2 separate regions of the Homo sapiens genome follow, and region 2 is linked to region 1. A link is an interaction called in ENCODE POLR2A ChIA-PET data of the cell type or tissue named here. Cell type or tissue: OCI-LY7. All regions are shown on one strand. Each heading gives the region's core, and the rest is flanking DNA. Links, peaks and the distances in the headings are about the cores only.

Region 1 (2,500 bases), core at 1-2,500:
GGTAAAAGACCCAATGAATTTCCCATAATGTTTTTATCTCAATTTTATTGAGAACAAGATGAAGATACTTTCTTTATGCCTGTGCATTTCAGTATTTATAGCTCCTTCAAGAAAATTTTGATGGTCTCTGAATTCTGAAGCCTTATTTTCTTGTGAATAACACATGATGCTGTTGATCTTACAGTTTTTTTTTTAAATTAATTTTCAGTCTTAGTTTGACCAGTGAAGATTTTATTATAGTGTGAAAATACACAGTGAACTTTGTGCCACTTGTACATGTAATGCTTCTAAAGGAATTGGACCACCAGGTGTGGCGGCTCATGCCTGTAATCCCAGCACTTCGGGAGGTTGAGGCGGGAGGATTGCTGAGCCCAAGAGTTGGGAGACCAGCCTGGGCAACATAGCAAGGCCCCATCTCTGCTAATAAAAATTTTTAAAAAGATAAAGGAATTGGGCTGTATTATCTTGGAAATGTGTCCTAGCACCTCATTGTGTCTGTTTCTACTCTAACATCACATCTTCATAACTGCGATACAGTGGTCATACCAAAATTTGTTCAAATTACTTCTTTTATAAGAACAACAACAAAAGAAACCTCAGGCTGGGAGTGGTGGCTCATACCTGTAATCCCAGCACTCTGGGAGGCCGAGGCGGGTGGATCACCTGAGGTCAGGAGTTTGAGACCAGCCTAGCCAACATGGTGAAACCCTGTCTCTACTAAAAATAGAAAAAATTAGCTGGGCGAACAGCCGGGCATGGTGGCTAACGCCTGTAATCCCAGCACTTCGGGAGGCCGAGGCGGGTGGATCACAAGGTCAGGAGATCGAGACCATCCTGGCTAACACGGTGAAACCCTGTCTCTACTAAAAATATAAAAAATTAGCTGGGTATGGTGGTGGGTGCCTGTAGTCCCAGCTACTCGGGAGGCTGAGGCAGAGGTAGTAGTGAGCCAAGATTGCGCCACTGCACTCTAGCCTCGGCGACAGAACAAGACTCTGTCTCAAAAAAAAAAAAAAAAAAAATTAGCTGGGCGTGATGGCAGACACCTGTAATCCTAGCTACCTGGGAGGTTGAGGCAGGAGAATCGCTTGGACCTGGGAGGTGGAGGTTGCAGTAGGCTGAAATCGCACCATTGCATTCCAGCCTGGGCAACAAGAGTGAAACTCGGTCTCAAAAAAAAAAAAAAAGATCAGAATAAATAAAATAACACACGTCAAAACCAAAAGCTTTTGTACGTATTGGAGTGTCTGTAGCCAGTCTTGACCTTGCTCTCTCCCCTCCTCACTTCGTACTTTTAGAGCTACAAACACTGAGTTTACTCCCTTAGGAAGTCTTTTTTTTTTTTTTTTTTTTTTTGGCTACTTTTAGCTGCTACTACTTTGAATAGAGCTTTCAGGATCACTACTTCTGGGCAGCTTCACTATTTTGGGCAGCAGTTCTGATTCTTTTCCTCCTCCAGATATCCTAAGAGGAAGGACTCAGTCCATGGTTTTACTTTGCTTATTCAGGATGGGGAGGCTAACTAGCTCGCGAAGTCTCAGCGAGCTGAGTGATAAAAGAGGAACTAGATGGGTTTGCTATGCCAGTGTTAAGAATTGGAGTAAAGTGAAGGATTGGGCTGCTGATCCATGTGTGACACTAATAAAAATAATGGTGTTACACTAATAAAGATAAGTATATATGTATATAAACAGAATACCGAGAACTAGGATTGTGGTCACTAGTTCATAACCATTTTTTAGAGTTTATGTTATAATTGCTTACTTGTCTTATAGTTGTTTTTATGTCAGCTATACCCATTTGATTGTGAGCCCCTTGAAGGCTAGGGAAGCTCTCATTTGAATGTCTGTTGTAGACAGTGGCTTAGCACAGTGCTTAATAGAATAGCACTCAATAAATATTTGGTGAGTGAGTGAATGACAGTAAAGATGTTGAAGCACAGTGATTTTAGAGTAACGTCTGAATCACAAAAAGAATTTTAGATTACTTACTGGACAATGTTAGTATGTGATGTGTATATAATCACATATGTATAAAAATTTGTTTATGTTTGTTAATGTATATATGAATAGTAAATGTTGACTAGAATATTTTATTAACTTTTAGGTTATTATTTCCAAAATTAATGTTCCTAATCATACAGGATAACAAAGTTTATGTTATGTTTAGCTTTGGAAACAGGTTCAAATTCTGAGATAGTAATTAAGTCAGTCTTTTGGTTTTTTTTCTTTTTTTTTGAGACGGAATCTTGCTCTGTCGCCCAGGCTGGAGTGCAGTAGCACGATCTCGGCTCACTGCAAGCTCCACCTCCCGGGTTCACGCCATTCTCCTGCCTCACCCTCCCAAATAGCTGGGACTACAGGCACCCATCACCACACCCAGCTAATTTTTTGTGTTTTTAGTAGAGATGGGGTTTCACTGCGTTAGCCAGAATGGTCTCGATCTCCTGACCTCGTGATCCACCCACCTCGGCCTCCCAAAGTGCTGGGATTACAGGTGT
Region 2 (11,760 bases), core at 2,000-4,499, 110 kb before region 1:
CTGACTTTTTTTTTTTTTTTTTTTGGTGGAGTTTCGCTCGTTGCCCAGGCTGGAGTGCAATGGCGCAATCTCGGCTCACTGCAACCTCCACCTCCTGGGTTCAAGCACTTCTCCTGCCTCAGCCTCCCAAGTAGGTGGTATTACAGGCATGCACCACCATGCTTGGCTAATTTTTGTATTTTTAGTAGAGACAGGGTTTCACCATGTTGGTCAGGTTGGTCTCGAACTCCTGACCTCAGGTGATCCACCCGCCTTGGCCTCCCAAAGTGCTGGGATTACAGGTGTGAGCCACCACGCCAGGCCAACACTAAACTCTTATACAAGGGATGGCTGAAGGTAGTCTCACCTCAAAAATGAAGTCATTTTCGGAGTCAATAAACTAGAGACGTGAACTATGGGGGATGGAAGGCTAAAATAAGGTTCTATTAATCTGAACCATAAAGGTGTCAAGATGTCTACACAGGAGTTTCAGTATGGCAGGTTGAAAGACCGTGCCCTCCAAACACAGGCAGGTCAAAAAAGCCACCAGTTAAGCTATGTCCCTTTTGGCATTCTAAACTGGTAAAATCAGACTGAAAGAGAAGATAATGCTTAACATATGTGGAGAAGGGCAATGACAAATCTTCAGGAATTTTTACTTATTTCTACCCTAGATATATAAGAAAGTCTATTCTGAAAATCCCAGCCCTTTCCAACCCTGAAAAACAAAGAAATGTGAGTCCGTATTTTGGCCAAAGCACTGAAAGGAAGGAGGCACACCACAGGAACCAAGCATTGGAAGTAACAGGAAGTTAAAGAATTACAAGTGAGGAGGCCGGGTGCAGTGGCTCACACCTGTAATCCTAGCACTTTGGGAGCATTGAGATGGGTGGATCACCTGAGGTCAGGAGTTCGAGACCAGCCTGGCCAACATGGCAAAACCCCGTCTCTACTAAAGATACAAAAAATAGCCAGGCGTGGTGGCGCACACCTGTGATCCCAGCTCCTACAGAGGCTGAGGCAGGAGAATCGCTTTAACCCGGGAAGTGGAGATTGCAGTGAGTCAAGATCGCACCACTGCACTCCAGCCAGGGTGACGGAGCGAGACTCTGTCAAAAAGAAAGAAAAAAAAAAGGAATTACAAGTGAGGCTGGGCACGGTGGCTCACACCTGCAATCACAGCACTTTGGGACACAGACCCGAGCAGATCGCTTGAGCCCAAGAGTTCAAGAATAGCCTGGGCGACATGCTGAAACCCTGTCTCTACAGAACATAAACAAAATGAGCCAGGCATGGTGGCATGCACCTGTGGTCCCAGCTACTTGGGAGGCTGAGGTGGGAGGATGACCTGAGCCTAGGAGTGAGGCTGCAGTGAGCTGAGATCAGGCCACTGCACTCCAGCCTGGGCGATGGCACAAGATCCTGTCTCAAAAAACAGAAAAAGCAAACAAACAAAACAAATAACAATAATAAACTCCAACCTTTTTTTAAAAAGTCCGGAACACAGTAATGAAACTATACAGAACATAGCTGAGAATCCAAAAACACATTTTTATTATCTCAAGCAGCCAATATAGAGAGTGACACATCAACACACTATAACATCTACTTTACTCCAGATAGAAGTCCTCATTCAGCCCGTTCTGGAATAGAAGCTACAAATCAGAAAACTGTAAGGGAAAGAGGGGAGGAGGGTGGACCCAGGAGATAGAAACTGCTTTAGAAAAGGGTATCTATGATAGTTAAAAATGTCACCCAACACCAAGGGAAGAAACAAAAGCAGCAACAAAAACAAACAAATAAATAAAAACCTATATACAGCAGAAACAAGCATTTTTAAAACAGTCTGGAGCTACTTAGTGTGTAACCAAAAAGTAGCCAACTCCCACTAAGGTCCTAAGAGCACCAATAAATTATAAACAGTACCACAATATAGTTTTTGTTGTTGTTTTTTGCTTTCTTTTTGAGACAGGGTCTCACTCTGCCACCCAGGCTGGAGTGCAGTGGTGCGATCTCGGCTCACTGCAATCTCTGCCTCCTTGGCTCACTGCAATCTCTGCCTCCTTGGCTCAAGCGATCCTCCCACCTCAGCTCCCCAAGTAGCTGGGACTACAGGCGCAAGCCACCACACCAGGCTGACTGGCTGATTTTTGTATTTTTTTTAGAGATGAGGTTTCATCATGTTGCCCAGGCTGGTCTCAAACTCCTGAGCTCAAGTGATCCACCCACCTTGGCCTCCCAAAGCCCTGGGATTACAGGCATGAGCAACCGCACCTGGACCATAATGTGGTTTTATAAAAAGACCTTGATTCTCCAAGAAGTGGTTAAAATAAGATTAACATTTAACATTCAATGCACAGGGAAAAAACATGAATACAAAATTATATCTGTATTATAACCAACTTCTAAAAATCTTACAGTTCAGATACCATCTGCCCTTACTAATTTAACTACCTGACCCATCAAAGACTGAGAAAGGTATGTTAAAGTCTACCACTATGATTGTGCTTCTGTCAATTTCTCCATTTACATATAACCACTTACATTTAGTATTTCGATGGTTTCACTCTATGCTTAAGTGTTCCATATTTTATATTCATTATGGCTTGTACACTATAACAAAATAAAATGTCCCTCTTTGTCCTGTTTTTTTAAAGCAAATAATAAAAACATCTCTTAAAACAAGGATGGAAAGCGAACACAAAAATATTAAAAGTCTGACTTAAGGGACACGGATTATAGATTAATGTGTTTCAGTTTTTATTAACAGTTATATGATAAATAATGATAAAAACAGAGGAAAAAAGGAAACATAAAATTCATTTTAGAAAAATTTCTATCCAAAATGGTTAAGCAAAATTGGGTTTTGGAGCTTAAACTAAATAAGATTACTTTATATGCCCAAAGAATCAAAATTATAAACAAACTAAAGGAAAAAAATGTAAATAGAAGAAAAAAATAATGTGTGCATGTTTCAATTCTCCTAAAATTTATGGCCAAAATGGTGAAGATGGCTATTTTCCAACATCTCCACAAATCCCTTTAAGGATAAAGATTTTTCTCATACAGCAATACCATTCTCAGGCCATGAGAAGTGCTTTTTTTTTTTTTTTTTTTTTTTTTTTTTACTTTGAAATGCCTATTTTTCCCACTAAATACAAGCTCCCTAAGGCTAGATCTTCATTTGCCTTGTTCACTCTTGTATCCTCCTATAAGAATACAAACTTGATAAATACTATATTTATTAAATCCTAAATGCTAAAATATCTTTAAAAAAATTGAATTGTCCTTTCCAAAGCACACAAAATAAAGGTGTACCAGCTGCTCACCAACAGCTATGGAAAAAGGGTGTCAGAACTCAACCCAGTTCTCTCTTCTACCCTGCCCAGATAACGTTCTCCCTGCTTTAGAACTCACACTGCCCACTGTGCACTTTCAGCTACTGACAGCCAACTATCAAGGACACAACCAAAAAGCTGGAGCTTCTGCAACTATGTGGTCAGTCTTCCCCTAACAGACCTCAAGTTATTTGAGCTCTAAATCTAAAAACAAAATTCTAAAACTTAACTTTTCAACATTAAAATCACCTATTTTTCTATCCAACAAAGATTGTACTTGAAGAAGTCTTTCTGGCTAAACAATGAGAAAAGACCCAAGCAAATAAGCAAGACTTCAATTAACTTCACCATTGACTACTGTGTCAGTCACAGAATGTCAGTCTAGCTGAGAATGTTCAAGGGATGTAAGTTAACATCAGGCAAAACCCTCCAAAGAAGTTACCATGCTTTCCCTCTTGCATTCTCCAGATGGCCTATATTTTTATATTATGGGCCATACAGAACCCCTATTTCAGATTTTTATTTCATATGTATATCTGAGTTGCTTTAACGCCATTTACAACCTGCAAAATACTATGACTAGAATGTGACACTAGAAAAGCTTAAATCAAATCAACTGATTGTATTATGCTTCAATCAGACTTTTACTTTACAATACATCTTATTCTGGCTATCATTACACTGATCTAGCCTAGCTGGTTTTCTCACTGCCTGTGTTTTTGTGGTTTTCTTTCTTTTGAGGGGAGTAGAGGGGTGCATACCTATTTCCCCTATATGAAGAAATGTGTTCACAGAAGGGAAATGGTCTACAGTGAATAAACGGAAAAGACCAGAGTTAGAACTTCACTGTTTGAATAGGAGAGATTAAATCTGGGGATAGGCCAGGCGTGGTGGCTCACGCCTGTAATCCCAGCACTTTGGGAGGCCGAGGCAGGTAGACTGCTCAAGTCCAGGAGTTCAAGACCAGCCTGAGCAACATGGCGACACCCAGTCTCTACTAAAAATACAAAAATTAGTTGGGAGTGGTGGCGCATGCGTCTGTAGTCCTAGCTATTCGGGAGGCTGATGTGGGAGGATCACTTGAGCCAAGGGGACTTGGGTTGCAGTGAGCTGAGATCGAATCACTGCACTCCAGCCTGGGTTGTGAAGTAAGACCGTCTCAAAAATAATAATAATACAATGAAATAAATCTGGGGATAAGTATTCTGGTCTTTAGAGAGGCAAACAGCATTGTAAGACAAGCATAATTCTTTGATCAGGTTTCACCATGGCTTAAAATGACAAAACACTCAAGACCAACTTTATATGGTCTGTTTCAGGCTCACAGTGCAACTTTCTGATTATTAAATACTTCCTTAAGCGCCTCAACTCCCAAGTACCTCCATACAAGGAATAGTGTCCTGTGGAATGCAGACACAAGTAATTCAGGAGAAAAGCATATCCCCCCCTTGTGAATTACAATACTACAGTATTATTATAACTTACAAATCAGTGTGTTTGATTGGTCTCAATCACCCCTAGGAGATGAACTACTAAAATGGAATTTCTGGATCTTCAAGGCTAAAGAATAGGCTGTGGAATGTAGGATCACATTGAGATACCACCCCACCCTGTCTAGGCAGCCAGCTGGCATCCCTCTAAGAGGACTTAAGTTCAATTCTCCCTAAATTGTCACAGTAATTACAGGAATCTTATTTTATGCTTAATTATCCATAACCAAAATTCACCAGAACTGAGATCTAAAAAGCAGATGTCTATAAATGCAAACATGCCTACTGAACAATTCAACAGCACTGAGATGCATAAAAAGCAGACTGGGCACAGTGGCTCAGGCCTGTAATCCCAGCACTCTGGGAGGCCGAGGAGGGCAGAATGCTTGATTCCAGGAGTTCAAGACCAGCCTAGGCAACACAGCAAGACCCTGACTCTTAAAAAAAAAATTATATATATATATATATATGTATGTATATGTATATAAGCATGAAAAGCAATAAAGGCCAAGTAAACAATGATCGCTAAACAAGACAAACATCTAATCTGACACTAATGAAATAAAAAAAAATTTCATTCTCCCAACCATAATCTTATTAGCAAAACCATACTAAAGTACTCTCAATTCAAGAAGTATCATCAAATTCTCAAAACGAAAATTTGGCTTAAAGACATGACCCAAAGGGTATAATTAATGTTGAAGGAGGTTATCTGATGTAAATATGGATGCCTTTTTAACTTCTATATATAGTCTGCTATCTTTCAAGTAATGAGCATGTAAAACTTGGAATAAAACTTGCTTTGAAAAAAAGCAAACAAATTAACAAAAACGTATAAATAAAGCAACTGTAAACTTTCAAACCTAGTAAGGTGTCATTCATTCCAGAAAAACTTATCTAAGTGTACTCTTCCCTAGGATGACAAGCAGAAACATTAGAAAGTTACTTAATATAGCCGGAGACGGTGGCTCACCCCTGTAATCCCAGCACTTTGGGAGGCTGAGGTAGGCAGATCATGAGGTCAGGAGTTCAAGACCAGCCTGACCAACATAGTGAAACCCCATCTCTACTAAAAATACAAAAATTAGCCGGGCGCAGTGGTGCACGCCTGTGACCCCAGCTACTCAGGAGGCTGAGGCAGGAGAATCGCTTGAACCCAGGAGGCGGGGATTGCAGTGACCTGAGATCGTGCCACTGCACTCCAGCCTGGGCGACAGAGCAAGACGCAGTCTCAAAAAAAAAAAGTTACTTAATACTAAGATGACAAATTTTCCCTAGCATATTCTTCATGAATCCAAGTTCTATTAATTCTGGATATACAAGGAGAGTGGGGGAGTTGTCCAAAGAAAATTAAAGATGGTATAATATTTACTTTTAATTAATGTATCTGATATTAACTAGTTAGAAATGGAGGGTAAACAGTCCCATTGACAATAGTGTCAAAATAAAATACGTAGGAATAAATTTAGTAAGAAAGGTATAGGAACTATACGAAAAAAACTACGAAATCTATAAAATATTTGTTGAAAGACCTAAAATAAACTTGAACAAACAGACACACACTACAGCAAGGAAAAATTATCATCAAAAACTGTTAAGGCTGGGTGCGGTGGCTCACGCCAGTAATCCCAACACTTTAGAGGCCAAGGTGGGAGGATCACTTGAGGCCATGAGTTAGAAACCAGCCTGGGCAATACAGTGAGACTGTGTCTCTACACTGCCTCCCAGATTCAAGCAATTCTCCTGCCTTACCCTACCGAGTAGCCAGGACTATAGGCGCGTGCCACCACGCTCAGCTAATTTTTTTGTATTTTTAGTAGAGACAAGGTTTCACCTTGTTAGCTAGGATGATCTCAGTCTCCTGACCTCGTGATCCGCCAGCCTCGGCCTCCCAAAGTGCTGGGATTACAGGCATGAGCCACTGCACCCAGCTGGAATGGATTCTAAGACAGTTTCAGAAACCAAAGAGGAAAAGAGGGATATATATAATTACCTGAAAATGTCTGTGACATAAATAAGATTAAAAGATAAATGAGGCCGGGCGTGGTGCGGTGGCTCACGCCTGTAATCCCAGCACTTTGGAAGGCAGAGGCAGGCAGATCACCTGAGGTCAGGAGTTTGAGACCAGCCTGGCCAACATGGCGAATCTCTGTCTCTACTAAAAGTACAAAAATTAGCCGGGCATGGTGGCGGGCACCTGTAATCCCAGCTACCCAGGAAGCTGAGGCAGGAGAATTGCTTGAACCCAGGAGGCAGAGGCTGCAGTGAGCCGAGATCACACCACTGCACTCTAGCCTGGGCGACAAGGGTGAGACTCTGTCTCCCAGGAAAAAAAAAAAGGATAAATGAAAGACAAGAAAAATACACGTGCCATATAACAAAGAATTAACATTCCATAAGCGCTCCTACAGGAGGAAAAAAAAAGAGAAAGAAAAATGAAGCAAGGACATGAGCAGACAATTCTCGGTAAAGGAAATCCAATGGCTATTATACGTATCAAATAAGGCTAGCCCCAGTAACAGGGAAGTTAAAATTAAGACAAACTGCATGACCCATTTATCATCTAGCAGACTAGTAAAAATTAAACTATGTATTTATACCCAGTGGTTTCATGATATGGAGAAGTTACTGCTATTTGGGATGAAAATTATGATAACCTATTTAGAGAGTAATCTAGCAATAATAATATTTAAAATATATTTCTCTGTTAACCCAGAATTCCCCCTTTGGAGACTACAGAAATAAAAGCATCAGCATATAAGGCGGCATGTACAAGGATATTTATTGTAGCACTTTGTTAAGTGGCAAAAATCTAGAAATGATCTAAATGTCCACAGGAAAATAATAAATTATGGTACATCCACGCTATAAGACACAATAGGACTGTTTAAAGGAACAAGATAGAATTATATTTACTGTGGGCTGAGTGCAGTGGCTCACACCTGTAATCTCAGCACTTTGGGAGGCCACAGGAGGCAGACTGCTCAAGTCCAGGAGTTTGAGACCAGCCTGAGCAATACAGCTATATCTCATCTCTTATTAAAAAACTAATAGGCTGGGAGCGGTGGCTCACACCTGTAATCCCAGCACTTTGGGAGGCCAAGGTAGGCGGATCATGAAGTCAGGAGATCAAGACCATCCTGGCTAACATGGTGAAACCCAATTCTACTAAAAATACAGAAAATTAGCGGGGTGTGGTGACAGGTGCCTGCAGTCCCAGCTACTCGGGAGGCTGATGCAGGAGAATGGCGTGAACCCAGGAAGCAGAGCATGCAGTGAGCCGAGACTGCGCCACTGCACTCCAGCCTTCGTGACAGAGCGAGGTTCCATCTTAAAAATAATAATAATAATAATAATAATAAAAAATTATATTGGCTGGGTGCGGTGGCTCACGCCTGTAACCCCAGCACTTTGGGAGGCCGATGCAGGCAGATTGCTCAAGCCCAGGAGTTCGAGATCAGCCTGAGCAACATAGCAAAATGTCATCTTTTAAAAAAATAATAATAAAGAATTATATTGCCGGGCACGGTGGCTCACGCCTGTAATCCCAGCACTTTGGGAGGCCGAGGCAGGTGGATCACGAGGTCAGGAGATCAAGACCATCCTGGTTAACATGGTGAAACTCTGTCTCTACTAAAAAAAAAAATACAAAAAAATTAGCCGGGTGTGGTGGTGGGCGCCTGTAGTCCCAGCTACTCGGGAGGCTGAGGCAGGAGAATGGCGTGAACCCAGGAGGTGGAGCTTGCAGTGAGCCGAGATCGCACCACTGCACTCTAGCCTGGGTGATAGAGCAAGACTCCCCATCTCAAAAAAAAAAAAAAAAAGAATTATATTGGCCAGGCACGGTGGCTCACACCTGTAATCCTAGCACTTTGGGAGGCCAAGGTGGGAGGATCATGTGAGGTCGGGAGTTCAAAACCAGCCTGACCAACATGGAGAAACCCCCCCGTCTCGGGTCGGGTGCGGGGGCTCACGCCTTTAATCCTAGCACTTTGGGAGGCCAAGGTGGGCAGATCACGAGGTCAGGAGATGGAGACCATCCTGGCTAACATGGTGAAACCCCATCTCTACTAAAAATACAGAACATTAGCCAGGCGTGGTGGTGGGTGCCTGTAGTCCCAGCTACTCGGGAGGCTGACGCAGGAGAATGGCGTGAACCTGGGAGGCAGAACTTGCAGTGAGCTGGGATCGCGCCACTGCACTCCAGCCTGGGCAACACAGCGAGACTCCGTCTCAAAAAAAAAAAAGAAAGAAACCCCATCTCTACTAAAAATACAAACTTAGCGGGGCATGGTGGCACATGTCTGTAATCCCAACTACTCGGGAGGCTGAGGCAGGAGAATCACTTGAACCTGGGAGGCGGAGGTTGCGGTGAGCTGAGATCACGCCATTGCACTCCAGCCTGGGCAGCAAAAGCAAAACTCCGTCTCAAAAAAACAAAACAAAAATGAATTATATTGGCTGGGCGCGGTGGCTCATGCCTGTAATCCCAGCACTTTGGGAGGCCAAGGCAGGCAGATCACTTAAGGTCAGGAGTTTGATACCAGCCAGGCCAACATGGCGAAACCTCATCTCTACTAAAAATACAAAAATTATCTGGGTGTGGTGGCAGGTGCCTATAATCCCAGCTACTCTGAAGTCTGAGGCAGGAGAATCACTGAACCCAGGAGGCGGAGATTCCCACCACCTGGGTGACAGGGTAAGACTCCATCTCAAAAAAAACAAACAAACAAAAAAAAAGAATTATATTTACTGACCATGACATGTTAAAAAAAAAAAAAAGCGTGTCATAGAGTAATATAAATAATATGATCTCTCTTTAGTAAAAACAAAAAATTCCTATGTACACTTACGTGAGTATGTACAGTACTTAACTAAGCATTGAGAGAAATATTGAAGCGTAAATTCATTCATAATCTGTTAAAATTTGGGGTTAAAATTAAGACTGTCATAGAACAGATGATGTAACACTACAGGGTAAACACTATAGGGTAAACATCCCTAATCCAAAATCTGAAATTCTCCAAAACCTGACATTTTTTGATTGTTGACATGATGCTTGAAGAAATGCTCTTCAAGGCCGGGCGCGGTGGGTCACGCCTGTTATCCCAGCAGGGGAGGCTGAGGCGGGCAGATCACAAGGTCAGGAGATCACGACCATCCTGGCTAACATGGTGAAAGCCCGTCTCTACTGAAAATACAAAAAATTAGCCAGGCGTGGTGGCGGGCGCCTGCAGTCCCAGCTACTCTGGAGACTGAGGCAGGAGAATGGCATGAACCCGGGAGGCGGAGCTTGCAGTGAGCCGAGATTGCGCCACTGCACTCCAGCCTGGGCGACAGGGCGAGACTCCGTAACCAAAAAAAAAAAAAAAAAAGAAAAGAAAAAAATGCTCTGCAAGTGTTTCAGATTTTGGATTTTAGGATTAGGGATGTACAAGTGGTGTAACGCAAATATTCCAAAATCTGAAAAAATCCAAAATATGAAACATTTCTGGTCTCAAGCATTTCAGATAAGAGATACTCAATGTGTATTTGGTTGAAAGAGCTAACTTATATAAATGATTATACAGTTGTACAACTCAAAGTAAAAGGAGTTCCATTAGTGTTTTTACAGCTCAAGTTAGTGAACCTATTTAACTAAACCTCAAAACTAAACAACTGAAAAAGTGTTCAGTCTTAAAAGGAAGCAAAAGAAGCGTTTTTTACTTACCTCTTTTTTTTGAGACAGTCTATCTCTGTCACCCAGGCTGGAGTGCAGTGGCACAGTCTTAGCTCACTGCAGCCTTGAACTCCTGGGTTCAAGTGATCTTCCTGCCTCAGGCTCCCAGGCAGCTAAGGCTACTGGCAAAGACACCACAACCCAGCTACTTTAAAAAATTTTGGGCCAGGCGCGGTAGCTCATGCCTGTAATCCCGGCACTTTGGGAGGCCGAGGTGGGTGGATCACCTGAGGTCAGGAGGTCAAGACCAGCCTGTCCAACATGGTGAAACCCCATCTCTACTAAAAGTACAAAAATTAACTGGGCATGGTGGCGGGCGCCTGTAATTCTAGCTACTTGGGAGGCTGAGGCAGAAGAATCGCTTGAACCCAGGAGGCGGAGGTTGAGGTGAGCCGAGATCGCACCACTGCACTCCAGCCTGGGTGACAGAGCAAGACTCTGTCTCAAAAAAAAAATTCGTACAGCCAGAGTCCCACTGTGTTTCCCAGGCTGGTTTCAAACTCCTGTCCTCAAGTGATCCTTCTGACTTGGCTTCCCAAAGTACTGGGATTACAGACATGAGCCACCAGGTCTGGCCAGCGAAGTTTATTTTTAGGTTGAGAAAACACGTAACATCTTTACATATCTTTGAAAGATTTAAAATATTTTAGCCAGGCTCGGTGGCTCACACCTATAATCCCAGCACTTTGGGAGGCTGAAGCAGGTGAATCACCTGAGGTCAGGATTTCGAGACCAGCCTGGCCAACGTGACAAAACCCCGTCTCCACTAAAAATACAAAAAGTAGCCAGGTACAGTGGTGCACGCCTGCAGTCCCAGCTACTCGGGAGGCTGAGCACAAGAATCGCGGGAACCCAGGAGGTAGAGGCTGTAGTAAGCTGAGATGGCACCACTGCACTCCAGCCTGGGTGACAGAGTGAGACTCTGTCTCAAAAAGAATAAATAAATAAATAATAAGATGTTTTTATTTATAAATTACAAAAGTCACATGTATTTTTTCCTCATCTTTTAAAAAAATGACTTCTTCCTTCTAAACCTACTTAATTTGTTGCCAACATTTATGATTTACTAATTAAATCTCTCCAATGGTCTGAGTAGGCTTTTTTTTAAAGTAAAATTTCCAAGTACCTAGTGAAAAAAAGCATTTCTCATTTCAATCATCTCATCCTAAACCTTGCCCTTTTATGCTAAAGTGTTAGTTAATGCTGACTCAACACATTTGGCAAGTGAGTTTTT

What was found. Peaks named below come from ENCODE experiments on the same cell type or tissue, not always from the same donor. Only the 100,000 strongest peaks of a DNase experiment are listed, where the experiment ranks them.
Region 2: POLR2A ChIA-PET joins it to region 1 with 19 read pairs; 27 of 35 experiments call an interaction of 5 or more read pairs at or near these places.

The regions. Positions count from the first base shown.
Region 1 is chr16:71,898,995-71,901,494 of GRCh38, forward strand. All of the region lies in intron 1 of IST1 (IST1 factor associated with ESCRT-III), which reads left to right. Among named protein-coding and RNA genes, the nearest start is that of IST1, 4.7 kb to the left of the region's middle. In OCI-LY7, for the core only: no CTCF peak of the experiment used is centred there; a DNase peak (open chromatin) is centred at 1,537.
Region 2 is chr16:71,791,759-71,803,518 of GRCh38, forward strand. All of the region lies in intron 1 of AP1G1 (adaptor related protein complex 1 subunit gamma 1), which reads right to left. Among named protein-coding and RNA genes, the nearest start is that of AP1G1, 11 kb to the right of the region's middle. In OCI-LY7, for the core only: no CTCF peak of the experiment used is centred there; no DNase peak of the experiment used is centred there.